Linked DNA regions of Homo sapiens: region 1 is linked to region 2. Evidence: chromatin contacts called from ENCODE Hi-C or POLR2A ChIA-PET data. All regions are on one chromosome and are shown on one strand. The core of a region is the stretch at or near the end of the contact, and the rest is flanking DNA. Distances in the headings are between cores, read along the strand shown. Region 1 overlaps UBE2E1 (ubiquitin conjugating enzyme E2 E1). Region 2 overlaps UBE2E2 (ubiquitin conjugating enzyme E2 E2).

Region 1 (6,960 bases), core at 1,978-4,477, 380 kb after region 2:
TCAAACTCCTGGGCTCAGGCATTTCTCCCACCTCAGCCTTCCAAGTAGCTGGGGCTACAGGCATGCACCACCACACTCAGCTAATTTTTAAATTTTTTGTAGAGACAGGGTTTCCCTGTGTTGCCTAGGCTGGTCTTGAACTTGCGACCTCAAGCAATCCTCCCACCTTGGCCTCCCAATAGTTTTCATTTTTATTGAAATTATACACTAACATAGTTTAAAGGCTTTAATATTTCTTTGTTTGTTAAAAAAAAAAAAAAAAACTATTCCCAGCATTTTGCTCTCTAGTGGCAACTACTTGTACCTCCTTGAGCCGAGTACTTTGTTGTTTATATCCTGTTTTTAGGTATATACTCATATTACTTTATATTTCAGTTTTTACCAATAACTCTTGATTCATGACAATGGATGATGACAACTTAGTTCTTTCCTACCTAGTCACACTCTTCCTTTATCCTGTTTTGCTTAGATCAATGTTGATAAAATATTCACTGTTTATATTATGTGAGCATTATTCACATGTGGTTACTTTTCCTTCCTTGCTTGACTACCTCCCTCCCCAAGTTATTCTCTCACCTTTTCCCCTCTCCCTTTCTCCCTCTGTGCCCTTCCCTACCCACTACATATATATACTTGTCACAAATTCAACCCCAGATGCCTTCACAATTATCTAAAAGTCCTCAAAAGACATTCAGATGCATAGGTTTTATATAAATTTTATTTTACTTTTTATTTTTTTGAGACGGAGTTTCGCTCTTGTTGCGCAGGCTGGAGTGCAGTGGCGCGATCTCAACTCACCGCAACCTCCGCCTTCTGGGTTCAAGTGATTCTGCTGCCTCAGCCTCCCAAGTAGCTGAGATTACAGGCATGCGCCACCACGCCTGGCTAATTTTCTATTTTTAGTAGAGATGGGGTTTCTCCATGTTGGTCAGGCTGGTCTCAAACTCCCGATCTCAGGTCATCCACCCACCTCAGCCTCCCAAAGTGCTGGGATTACAGGCGTGAACCACCGCGCCCAGCCTGAATTTTATCTTTTTTGAAGAAATCTCTCCCCAGAGCCATCTGACCTCTTCTGGTTTTAACAGGCTACCTGCTAACTCTGTTTATAGCTGTCATACCGGATTCTCGTGTCACTGTCTTTTGGGGAATTCTCTTTACTATTCTACATAGAAGTTTTGTTTCCTTTATCTTTTTCTTGTTTATGCCCTTATTTTGCAGAGTACATCCCTCAGTAACTTCCTGAAAAAGGATTCTTGGGAGATAATTTTTTAGAGACCTCAAGTATCTGAAAAGATCTCTATTCTTCCCTAGCACTTGATTGATAGTTTGTCTGGTGTGGAATTTGTATTGGAAATCATTTTGAAGACATTGCTTCAGTGCCAGCTTACTCCCACTATTGCTTTTGAAATCTGAAGCCCGCTGATTTGGGGTTTCTTACACATTACTTTTTTTTTTCTCCCTGGAAACTTGATGTGCCACCTTGTGTAGGTCAGTTTTCCTCCAATGTACTGTGCCTTTTCAATGTGGAAACTCATGGCCTGGTAAGTTTTAAGTTATTTTGGACCTCCTCTCTGTTTACCCTTTCTGGATCACTCTCACTATTCAAATCTTTGTCCTTCCTATGGTCCTTTAATTGTTGTATCTTTTCTCTCCTATTTGCAGCCTTTCTTCTACTTTCTTGGGAGATTTCAACTTTATCTTTTATTGAGTTTTTGAAATCTTTTGTTTGCTTGCTTTTGTTTTTAATTTTCAAAAGCTACTTTTTCTCCTCTGAATGTTATTTTGTTTTGGCTTTATTCTTTTTTCATAAGTGCAATGTATTCTGTCTCTCTGGATATTAATAAGTTTATTTTGAAATTCTCCCTATAATTTCTGTTTTCTGTAGTTGGCTATCTTCTAGTTTGTTTTGATTTTTGATTTTTATGTTAGAAAAGAACCATGTTCCTCAGTTATCTGTTCCTTAGTTAGAAAGGTCTTTCCTCTGAGTCGCTCATATTCCCCAGAAGAGACTGCCTGGAGGGCGAAGGCCGGCCTGTGTTCTGGGAGCTGAGTGGAGAAAGAAAACTGGGGTCTTACTGTCCTGCATGCATAAGCTCTTTTTCAGTACAGCACCTCTGCCCTCATCCATGTTAATGACCACTGGTGCAGAGACCCTCTGTTTCAACTTCTTCTGAAAATAAATTTCAGACTGTCAGGATTTCTCTTTCTGTGTAACAAATTACTGCAAATTTAGCAGCCCAAAACAATACACACATTTAGTATCTCACAGTTACTGTGGGTCAGGAATCCAGGCATAGCTTAGCTGAGCCCTCTGCTCAGGGTCTCTCTTGGCTGTAGTCAAGGAGTCAGCTGGCCTGTGTCCTCATCTGTAGCTCTTACAAGGTCACATAGTTGTTGACAGAATTCAGTTCCTTGCAGCTATGGGACTGAGGCCCAGGCAACTCCTAGAGGCCGCTCATAGTTCTCTAGCCCTTTTCTTAGGTAGTTTATGTCATAGGAGCTTGCTTCTTCAAGGCTAGCAGGAGACTCTTCAGTCAGTTAAGACTTAGTCCTTTTTTTGAGATGGAGTTTCACTCTGTCACTCACCTAGGCCGGAGTGCAGTGGTGCAATCTCGGCTCACTGCAGCCTCAACTTCCTAGGGCTCAGGTGATCCTCCCGCCTTAGCCTCCCGAGTAACTGCGATGACAGGTGCATGCCACCATGCCCGGCTGTGTTTTGTATTTTTTTAGAGATGAGGTCTCACAATGTTGCCCATGCTGGTCCCTAACTCCTGGGCTCAAGCAGTCTGCCTGCCTCGGACTTCCAAAGTGCTGGCTCACACCTGTGAGCACTTGGCTGGAATAGGACATGTTTGTAAGTCAGCACCCTTCTCTGTTTGGGGATAATGCTTTGGACTTCTTGGTATTAAATGACTGTTTGAATCATTTTAGAAACCAACTGATACCAACATGAAGTAGCATATGACTCTGCCGTCTGTTAACTTACAAGCCAGTTTCGTGCCTGACCAGTGGCCACCAGTATTTGCTTACCAGTCATTCTAGGCTTGTTACGTTTAGGTAGCTGTGAAATGTCCCACATCAGCCCTCCATCTGTGGGCCTCTTTAGCTGCTGCTGCTGCTGCAGCATCTAGCCTTTTGAAAGCTATTGTCTACTGCTCAGCTAGAAGGGTGTGTGTAGACAGCAGGACCAAGGATTCGCCTGGGTGAAAGAGTTGGCAATGAGAAAGCAACCAGACCCTCCCCTCCAAGCCCAGCCCTGTATTTGACATGCAGGGCATAACCTCACTCATTCAGTCTCTCAGCCCTATGCAAATATAAACAGCCTTCCTCTTGTCTCTCCAGGCCAGCCGGGGCCAAGAAAGAAGCCAGTGATTCCCCCAAGTGCAGTAAATAGCTCTCCTCACCTCCTGACCCTGTTATTTCCTGGTAGTTCTGAGTTGTGGATCCTGCAGTGGAGAGGGAGGGAACAAAGAAGTTGCAGAGGCCTCAGCTTCACAGAGCATTGAGCAGTGGGTGATATTGTATCCTCAGGCAGGGGTTGACCTCACATTTCAGTGCAGGTCATTCTAATGACTGCTGGACCTCCCAGTGCCACTGTGAACTAGAATGGAATAGAGTGAAGTGGATCTGAATTCCTGGACTGTGGGACCAACCTAACTTCTGAGCTGGAGAAAGTAGGTCTCATGTTCTATACCTGCTTTTTTTTAGCTCTAGGGGGAAAAAAGAATTGTGCATCTTTCTTGTTCTCTTTGCAGCTTAGGGGCATAACGTTTGGACTGTAATTGAACTGATGCTTGTTTCCCCAAAATGTCTTTGGTTTTCATTAAGGTGGGGGATTCTCTGCATTTTTGGAGTTGTCACATTATTATCGAAATTCCTCTCCACACTAAGTACTGTGTGTGGTATGCTTTTATTTTCACCTAATTGATTTCTGCAAATAAAGTGATTTAATTTTTGGTATTAAGAAATTTAAATAACACCTTTTGGCAGATCACAAGATTTTCTTGTTCTTATTTAATCCTGGCTTCCATCCAAATGTGAAAGAGAAATGAAATAATAAGGTAGGAAAGGCAGACCAGTAATTGTGATTAAACAACTTTTGTGTTGAGTCCAAAGACAGGTAACTTTATTTTAAGCTTCATGGGTGTAGTAAAAATATATCACCTTAAGAAAACCTGGATTGCCATTAGCCAGAACTGACTTCCAGGCTTTCTGACTTTGTACAAACAAATCACTTAATCCTGAATCCTTCTCCTCATCTTTTTTTTTTTTCTCTTTGTTTGTTTTTAAATGTATTTCTTTATTTTGTATTACTTTCTTCTTGTCTTTTTTATATTTTATGTATTTTATTTTCCTCATCTTTAAAATGGATAAATGTTACCTTTCCTGATTCAAAGATTCTAGGCAAAGATCAAAAGAAGTCAAAGTTTGTGAAGGAACTTTGAAAATTATATATTTCTCTGCAATTGTGTTAGGGTACTTTTCTGTCTTTGATTTATGTTGGTTCTTGGAGTGATACTTTAGATGTACAAATAGTAGGTCAGAACAAACCTGTATGTAATAAATTCTGGAGAATTGAGTTCAAACTTTGGTTTTGCTTATATTTGGATAAATTATCATCAACTTTGTTGAGGTGTAATTTATACACAATTAAATTCACCCATTTCAAATCTTCCATGTGTTTTGACTGTTTAGATAAATTGACAAATAATTATCTTAGATAACAGTTGGTATTTCTACATTAAAGAAGGGAGAAAGAGCACCCTCTTTTGGCAAAAGTTTCTCCTGTGTGGGCTCTCCGGTCCCCCTGTCTCATTTCAAAATCAGATTTGCATCCTGCTGTTGGAGTACACTTGAGCCCTTTCATTTATACTGGTGCAGGTTTTGTAGTCTCTTAGAGATTCAGTATGTCAGTCCCATGTCTGAGAGCAAAGGAGAAGGAAGAGGGTAGGAAAGAGCACCTGAATTGAATAGAGAGGAGGGAGCAGAGAAGGCAGAACAGTGAGATAGTATCCATTTAGTCTGAGTATTTCCAAATTTTCCAATAAAATGTCAGTGGAAGCTTTTATCATAAGGCCAAAATCTGTCCTTCAATGTGACCACAGAGCCACAGGAGACCCAAACCCCTTGTAGTCACTGATGATTTTCATTGGGCTATAGATGGGAATGGCAGCAGTCATAAATATTTCCTATGAATGAGTGTTCTAGATATTTTTTACCCAAAGATGTAGCATATCAGTGGGTCACTATTGAAAACATGTTTGGAATGAAGCAGGAAAATAAGTCAAAAGATCTCCCCTCAGTTCCTAAGCAACTTTGTTGTAAAAATAACTGTGAAAACTGGGCTTAAATGAAACATACATTCGAATGCCTGGAGTAAGAATTATTGATAGCCCAGACTTAGTATCCCCCCCACCTTTCCAAGTCCTTAAAGCATTGGCTTTCTACTCAGAAACGCTGCTTACCCTAGGGTGACCATAGTTACTTTTATTTTTTATTTTTATTTATTTATTTATTTTTAGATGGAGTCTCCCTCTGTTGCTTAGGCTGGAGTGCAGTGACACGATCTCACTCACTGCAACCCCCACCTCCTGGGTTCAAGCTATTCTCCTGCCTCAGCCTCCTGAGTAGCTGGGACTACAGGCGCCCACTAACACACCCGGCTAATTTTTGAATTTTTATTAGAGATGGGGTTTCACCATATTGGCCAGGCTGGTCTCGATCTCCTGACCTTGTGATCCGCCTGCCTCAGCCTCCCAAAGTGCTGGGATTATAGCCATGAGTCACCATGCCTGGCCACTTTTACTTTCTCTTATTACTTTACTTTCTACATTAATAGGTAGATTAGATTCCATCTCTTCTACCTTTATTTTGTCCTTCAGAATAGAAATTGGGAAGTAAACACAGTGTTGTTTTTTTTTTTTAATCTCAATAATTGGAATCTGTTTGAAGGAGAAAATCCCCTGCATCTCATCCTGCAAGTATAACCACTATTAAGTTCGGGTATATTTATATCTTACAAAAATGTTTGTTTTGCATACTGTTGTGGAACTTGTTTCTTTCAATCCTTCTGGATTTCTTTCCTTGCTTAGTATGTATACCTCATTCTTATTTAAGAGCTGTACAGTATACTGTCATATGGTTGTACTCCAATGAACCTATCTCCTGTCAGTAAGTTAGCTCATTCCAAATTTTTTTCATCATATATAAGTAAGAGTCTCCAAAATATCCTTATACTATAGTCACATGCACGTGTCCAGTTATTTCCTTAGGGTAAGTTCCAAGAAGCAGAATTTCTATATCAAAGTGTTTACTGGAAATTTTTGCCATTCTGATAGGTAAAAGTACCAGAGTGTTTAACTTGTATTTCTTTGAGTCTAAGTAAGATTGTGCATCTGTTTATTTGCCATATGTTTATTTTCCACTTTTGAGAACTGCCTGTGTACTTTATCCATTATTATTATTTAAATTAGTCAAGATATTAGCCCTTAATCATGAACTGAAAATACCCCCTCCAACCTTTTTATAAACTTTATGGTATCCTTTTTTTTTTTTTTTTTTTTTTTTAAGGATTTTCAATTTTTATGTAGTCAGATCTGTTGGTCTTTTCCTGTGTGTGTGTGTGTGTGTGTGTGTTAACTTCAGTGATGTCTCAGTTTTGGTCATTCCTGCACTCCTGCCTGCCCCCTCACCCCAAGGTGACTTGTGAGATGAGAGTTCAAATACAAGTAGTTTATTTCCAGGTACAAAGAACAAAGGGAAGCTAAGGAAGAAAAGATAGTCAATAAAAGATGTCTCATCTGGGCTTAGTGGCTCATGCCTATAATCCCAGCACTTTGGGAGGCTGAGGCAGTCGGAGATTGCTTGAGCTCAGGGGTTCGAGACCAGCCCAGGCAATATAGTGAGACCCTGTGTCAAAAAAAAAAAAAAAAAAAAAAAAAAAAGATGTCTTATTAAGCC
Region 2 (6,480 bases), core at 3,664-6,163:
CCAAGAATGGTGGGACTTATCAGGTCATTTGTGCATTTCTTTCATGATCTCAGAATTTAATGGGGAGAAGTATGGGGGACAGAGAGAGACATTAGCATGCAAGATGTCATACAGCTGGTATAGAAAATGGAAATTAGAGCCTTTAAAGAGAAACTCTTACTGTTTCCATGGTATAAGTGCAGAGGTCAAGGAGGAGGTGAGCCCTACTAGTTTCTTGCTTTGCCTGGTAACAACAGTAGTGTCATGGGATCCTTCAGGTGTCGCTTCACCAGCTGGAAACGTCTATGACCAGCAGCGCCTCTGCTTGAGTTTTGCTCATGCCTGCTGGATTTGTTCCACCCACTCGGCCCAGCAGGCTGCACTCAGCTTGCACTACTGGCCTGGATCCCACACCTGCCAAGGGTGAGCCAGGCACAAAGTGGCGAGGGGTGTGTGAGTGAGCAATCATGAGGTCTGCCCACTGTGCACAGCCAGGTACACTGGCTTCAGTGGCAGGGAAGGCAGCTACAGGTGCCAGCTCCGTGCAAGGCTGTAGCTGTACCAGATACACCACAAGAGGCTTCCACTGCAGGCACCCACATCCAGACAAGGGGAATGCAGTGGCACCTGAAAGCTCAGAGATGCCAGGAACTTCAGAGCCCCATAGAAGGTATTACAGTGTGTCACAGCTCTGGCTTAGGAAGCCCTGAGATCTGGGTTCCCAGGAAGGCTGCAGCTCTTCTTTCTCTTTGCCCACAGCATGGCAAATGGAGGAAAGCATGTTTTCTCGGGGTCATGTTTCAGCTAGTTTGTGCTGCAGCTCTTTCAGTCCCACCGTCCTGCTCCGGCCCATGGCTCCTGAGCTGACCTGACCCCACCACTGCAGGTTTCAAGTTCTTGTCCCACGTCTGGGAAGAATGAAGTTATGCAGACAACTGGAGGGTGAGCAAGACAGAGAGAAGCTTTATTGAGTGACAGAACAGCTCTCAGGAGACTCAAAGTGGTAACTCCTTTCAGCAGGCAGGTTGTACCAATGAGTATCTGAGTCTGGCTGAGTCTGGGGTTTTTATTTGCTCAGAATGGAGGAAGTAGGTGCTGACTGGTCCATGGTCGGGCCTGGAAAAAGCACCATTCGACTGGCTAAAAGGCGTCAATGAAGTTCTCACTCTAAGTTGCAGACTCCACCTTGGATTGGCAGCCCAGTCCCCAGACTTCAGGCTGTTCCTGGCTTGAAGGTGGGATTTCACTGGGGTCCCACCACCTCCCACATAGGCACCTGTCTGCCTCCCACCACCATCAACATGCTATCTGTGGTGCCCAGGCTGTCTATGCTGAGGGGTGCCTGCAGGCCCATGCTGAGCTTCCCTCAATACCCCCGGCCTCCCTCCCTGAGTTCGTCAGAACCCAAAGCTTCAGAGGCGGCCAAGGTGGTGGGGGCAGGGGGCTGGCATGACAGCACCACCCCAAGTGTGTGCACACCCAGCTCGGTCGCAGCAGTGCCCAGGCTCAGCTACAGCTTTGCTCTGCACTGGAGCAGGTGCTGGGATTGGGAAGAGGCCAGGGAGTAGGAGCAGGCACTTCCAAGCCTGCAGGGGCAGGGGGCTTTCCAGGTCCTGAGAGCACAGGGATATCCGAGTCAGAACCACTGCTGGGCAGCTGCAGCTGCGCCTAGAAGTGCAGGCTCCCACCCTACCAACTCGGTAGGGTCCGGGGCTCCCACTGGGATCACCTGTTCCCTGCCCCTGCCAGCTTCACAGAGCATGCAGCCCCAGATGTGCCTCCCCCACTGTGGCCAGTGTCTCCACAGTGGCCAATCCGGTTGCGCTACTACCGCCATCAATAGTATAAACTTACATAGCCATTACTATGAGCCAGGCACTGTTCTAGGCACCTTACATATATTAATTCATTTGATGCTCACATCAACTTTCTGGAGTAGCTACTTTTTCAGAGATGGACAACTGTAACATTAAGAAGTTAAGTAACTTGCTCTGAGTTACAAGGTAAGTGGGACTGCCAGGATTTGGACGCTTCATCTCTGGATCTGAAGCATACTTTCTTTACCACCATGTTACGGTAATAGATTCATGTTTTACAAAAGATATTTCTTTATTATTCTTCAACAAGCATTTATTAAGTGTCTCTGTGTGCAGGTCACTTTTGCTGTTAGTCTTCTGGTTGAATTGTCTTCCACTTCCTCTGCTTTGATAACGTTGGCTTCCAGACAGCGTGGTAGAAGAGACAGTGTTGATGGGTCTTGGAGCTAGATGATTGTGTAAGGAATATTTAAAAAAAAAAAAATGCAGGTAGTAGGATGTCACAACCAACCTTTTTAGGAATAAACTAGACAACTGTATGAAGAAATTGTTTATTATTTTCATAGCCAAGAAACAAAAGATGTTCTCAGCCAAAGAGAAGTATATTGAGTGTCTTGTAGATATTTAACCTACCTTGGAAACAACTTGTCTTGATAATAACTCTTTATACAGATTACATTTCTTTTTTTTTTTTTTTTAATTAGACTTTAAGTTCTGGGATACGTGTGCAGAACGTGCAGTTTTTTGTTACATAGGTATACCAGTGCCATGGTGGTTTGCTGCACCCATCAACCTGTCACCTACATTAGGTATTTCTCCAAATGTTATTCCTCCGCTAAGCCCCCTACCGCCCCGCCGACAGGCCCCGATGTGTGATGTTCCCCTCCCTGTGTCCATGTGTTCTCATCGTTCAACTCCCACTTATGAGTGAGAACACAAATTACACAGCTTAACTAGTCTGTCTAAGATAGTTAACTGTCCCTCAGATCTGCCCCATCTTAACTTCTAAATGGAATTTTTACTGTGATTACTTTTGTAAATATTAGAAAGTAATAATTATGCAATTAGAATGATACCGGGAAGCTTTACATTTCACCGTGTATGAGTGGTAACATTTTTGAGAATTGAAAATTTTTGAGAAGCGATTTGGCTTCCTGAAAACTGTGTAGGGGCAGCAATGGTTTACCCTCTTGTCAGAAGCTTGTTTATACTGCAGATAAGATCGGTAGATACATTAAAACTCCACAGTTTCCCTGCCTAACAGGTGGGAGGTGGGGGCGGAATTAATTTAAGAAATATTCTTTGCTACATTTGCTAGCTCATAGGCCCAAGTGTTCTTACAGTACAGATAAGAGAGGCTATTTCTGGAAGCCCTGAGTACCTTGAGGCCTTTCATTACATATTTGAAACATGCCCAGGATGAAAAGGTTGAAAAATATACTCAGATGCTCATCTTAATCTCTGGTGTCCTGTCAAGCAGGGTAGTTTATCATAATGGTTACCTTTCTGGTTTTTTTACTTCAGTCTTCGTATCTAATTGGCAGATGTAGTGACAGGATAAGAGTCTTCACTTTAGAATTAGAGCAGTGGTCCCCCACCTTTTTGGCACTAGGGACCAGTTTCATAGAAGACAGTTTTTCAACAGACGGCATGGGTCGGGGAGATGGTTTTGGGATGATTCAAGCACGTTACATTTATTATACACTTTATTTATATTATTACATTGTAATATATAATGAAATAATTATATAACTCACCATCATGTAGAATCAGTGGGAGCCCTGAGCTTGTTTTTCTGCATCTAGGTGGTCCCATCTGTGGGTGATGGGAGACAGTGTCAGGTCATTAGGTACTAGATTCTCATAAGGAATACACAGCCTAGATCCTTCACATGTGCACTTCACAGTAGGGTTTGCATTCCTGTGAGAATCTATTGCCACCGCTGATGTGACAGAAGAGGACATTAGCATGCAAGATGTCATACAGCTGGTATAGAAAAGGGAAATTAGAGCCCGTAAAGTGAAACTCTTACTGTTTCCATGGTATAAGTGCAGAGGTCAAGGAAGAGGTGAGCCCTGCTAGTTTCTTGCTTTGCCTGGTAACAACAATAGTTTCATGGGATAATGCGAGTAATGCGAACAATGGGGAGAGCCTGTAAATACACATGAAGCTTTGCTCACTCACCTGCTGTGTGGCCTCCTTCCTAACAGGCCACGGACTGGTACTGGGAGTGGGGGACCCCTGGATTAGAGGGTTCAGGTTTTCTTCTCTGGGTGTGACCTTGAGCAAAGCACTTCACTTTTCTGACCCTTAATATTATCGCCTTTGAAATGAAGGCCTTCAATGGAAGTGTTCAGCGGGGAAGGAGCCTTTTCATTTTTCCTAAGTATTCCTTTCTTTCCCCTTCCCCCCATATGCATGCTGAGAATCACTGCTGAAGTGAGTCATTTTTACTGCAAGGAAAGGAAGGTATAGTGGAAAAGGGAAAAAAATGTTGAGAACCACACAGCTCATTTCTGGAGTCCTTTCAGCTAATTAAAGGATTGCAGATATTATAATTCAGTATTTTAATTCTGATTGATTTTATGCCTAATTGTCCAAGTGAATGGATTTCTAGTCCAGTTCTAATGCTTGCTTGCTTCTGTGTTATAAAAAAATTGAACTCTAGATGGTTTCCAAAGTCTTTATAATCATAACCTATTTCTAACAACCTATGTATATACATGTTGAACATCTGAAATTTGAAAATTTTAAATCTGAAAAACTTCTGGTCCCAAGCATTTCAGATAAGAGATACTTAACCTGTAAAAAGTAAGACTTAGTTCTTGTTGATTCCGTGGTTGGTCTTTATGTTTACAAGTAAATGCATATTATAAAAATGTAGCTTAAAAAGAAAAGGAAGAATATACAGTTTTTCCCTGTAGTCTTTCTTCCTGCTTCCCAGTTTCTCTGCTTATCCCTGCTCACTACTTTATACAGTTATGTCTCTTAAAATTTTAAGTCTGTTGGCATAGTTGTGTACTCATTGCAAGGTATCCACACATTGGGAAAATTAAATATACACGCACGTAACACAAAAAGAGGCAGGGAAGTCAAGGAGTGTCATGAACTTACTGAGGAAGTCTTCCTTTCTCAGTGACTCATAGAAGGCTCGTTTACTCTCTAAGCTTGCTGGCTACTGCTTTCCCTGGGAAAAGGAAGTATTATGATGATTAAGTAGTAGTTATTTTTTCATTTAAAATATTCTTTTTCTTCTATTTCTTACTCTCTGCTAAGTTGTTGACAGTGATAACAAAGGGTACAGAGTAGGTAACAATAGTGACTTTAAAATGATATTTGGTGAAAGATAGCCAAAATCATTTTTTTCATCTTTACATCTCAAATCTGTAAAGTGTGATTGAGGGTAAATATCATTCCCATTTATTAAGCATTCACTGACAAAAAAGTACAAAATAATTATTTTTCTTGGAATATTTCAGGAGAATTAGAACCAGATGTTTAAGGACTAGGAAGAAGCCTTATGGGGGATAAAATTAACAGTCCATTTCTGCATGGAGTTTAGTGTATGAAATGGGTCTTTTCTATCAGCGCTATTATATCCTAACTTCCTAAGATGTTTTGGTAGACTTTGGCAGTATTGGTTTTTTAAAAAAAAATTAATGAATACAAATACAGGGAATCTCAGGAGTCTATGGAATACTAGTCTTCATTTGTCCTCCTCTCAGACACTACAGTACTGGCCTGTTTCTGAACACCCTCTGGGGCATAGGGAATGCCTTTTCACTGTCAGTATAGAGTTCTTTTTTTCCTTTGATCCAGTTAATGCTGTTTCTTAATATGTCTTCTTCCCCCAAAATTAGAGGCCTATGTCTATGTTTTTATAACGTTTATATTTGCACAGAATGTTACCACTTCCAAAGGAGAACCTAGTACAGCCTTTAGGGGATCAGAAAGGTTGCAGCCAAGTTAAGAACTAGGGGTCAAATAGAATGGTCAGACCTACAGAACATCTTATGCAAAAGCCAGGAGACAAGAAAGAGCCCAGCTCTCTTGAAAGCTCTGCAAGTAATTCCAGTATGATTGGAGTAATAGAGTTGAAGGGGAGCTTTGGGATGGCAAGGGATGGGACCAGAAGTGTAAGCAGGAGCCAATTCTTTATGAAAGACTTTGTATGCTGCAAAGGACTTTGGGCTTGATCGTGAAGAACCTAGAGAAAGCAGGGAAGCAAAAGATCCTACTTAAAGGAGTTTCTGGAAATTGCCCTAGCTGCAGTTTGGTAAACAGATTGGAGGGAAGCACAACTGGAGGCAGGGAAACCATGCAAGATGCTGGTGCCATAATCTAAATGAGAGCTGATGCGGCCAATAATCAGAGTACAGAGATAACAATGAAGTAAGATTCAACAGGATTTGGGGGACTTAGAGCAGAGGAGAAAAAAGAGGCATGGTCAAGGATGACTCTCAGATTTATGACCAGATTAGAGATGCTAACAGTTTGGTAGGTGATTGTCAAAGGTAGGTAATGAGATACCCAGAATGAAGGTGAAGAGACTAGGTAGCTGAGGGTAGAACCCCTAAGTAGGCAGACATTGAAGAGGACAAACAACATGGAGTAGAACCCTAAATTAGAGGGAGACTGTCACTAGAGAAACACCTTCATTATTGTGTTGTATGCCAGAAGCTCA

The links. Hi-C counts contacts between places; a loop is a spot of excess contacts on that map. ChIA-PET counts read pairs that join two places held with the same protein, here RNA polymerase II (POLR2A).
Region 1: a loop to region 2 is called in a map of cardiac septum, with 5 times the contacts of the local background. The contact joins two enhancer-like sites. A Hi-C loop is called at or near these places in 1 of 168 maps with a recorded cell type or tissue (cardiac septum). POLR2A ChIA-PET finds 5 or more read pairs at or near these places in 1 of 52 experiments (A549).

The regions. Positions count from the first base shown.
Region 1 is chr3:23,862,809-23,869,768 of GRCh38, forward strand. The region is part of intron 3 of UBE2E1 (ubiquitin conjugating enzyme E2 E1); the gene reads left to right. Among named protein-coding and RNA genes, the nearest start is that of NKIRAS1, 51 kb to the right of the region's middle. RefSeq lists an enhancer at 2,144-2,903. Within about 2 kb of position 3,228, at least 8 of the 41 ENCODE cell types and tissues checked have a DNase peak (open chromatin) inside an H3K27ac peak, as active enhancers do.
Region 2 is chr3:23,485,723-23,492,202 of GRCh38, forward strand. All of the region lies in intron 3 of UBE2E2 (ubiquitin conjugating enzyme E2 E2), which reads left to right. Among named protein-coding and RNA genes, the nearest start is that of UBE2E2, 290 kb to the left of the region's middle. Within about 2 kb of position 4,914, at least 2 of the 41 ENCODE cell types and tissues checked have a DNase peak (open chromatin) inside an H3K27ac peak, as active enhancers do.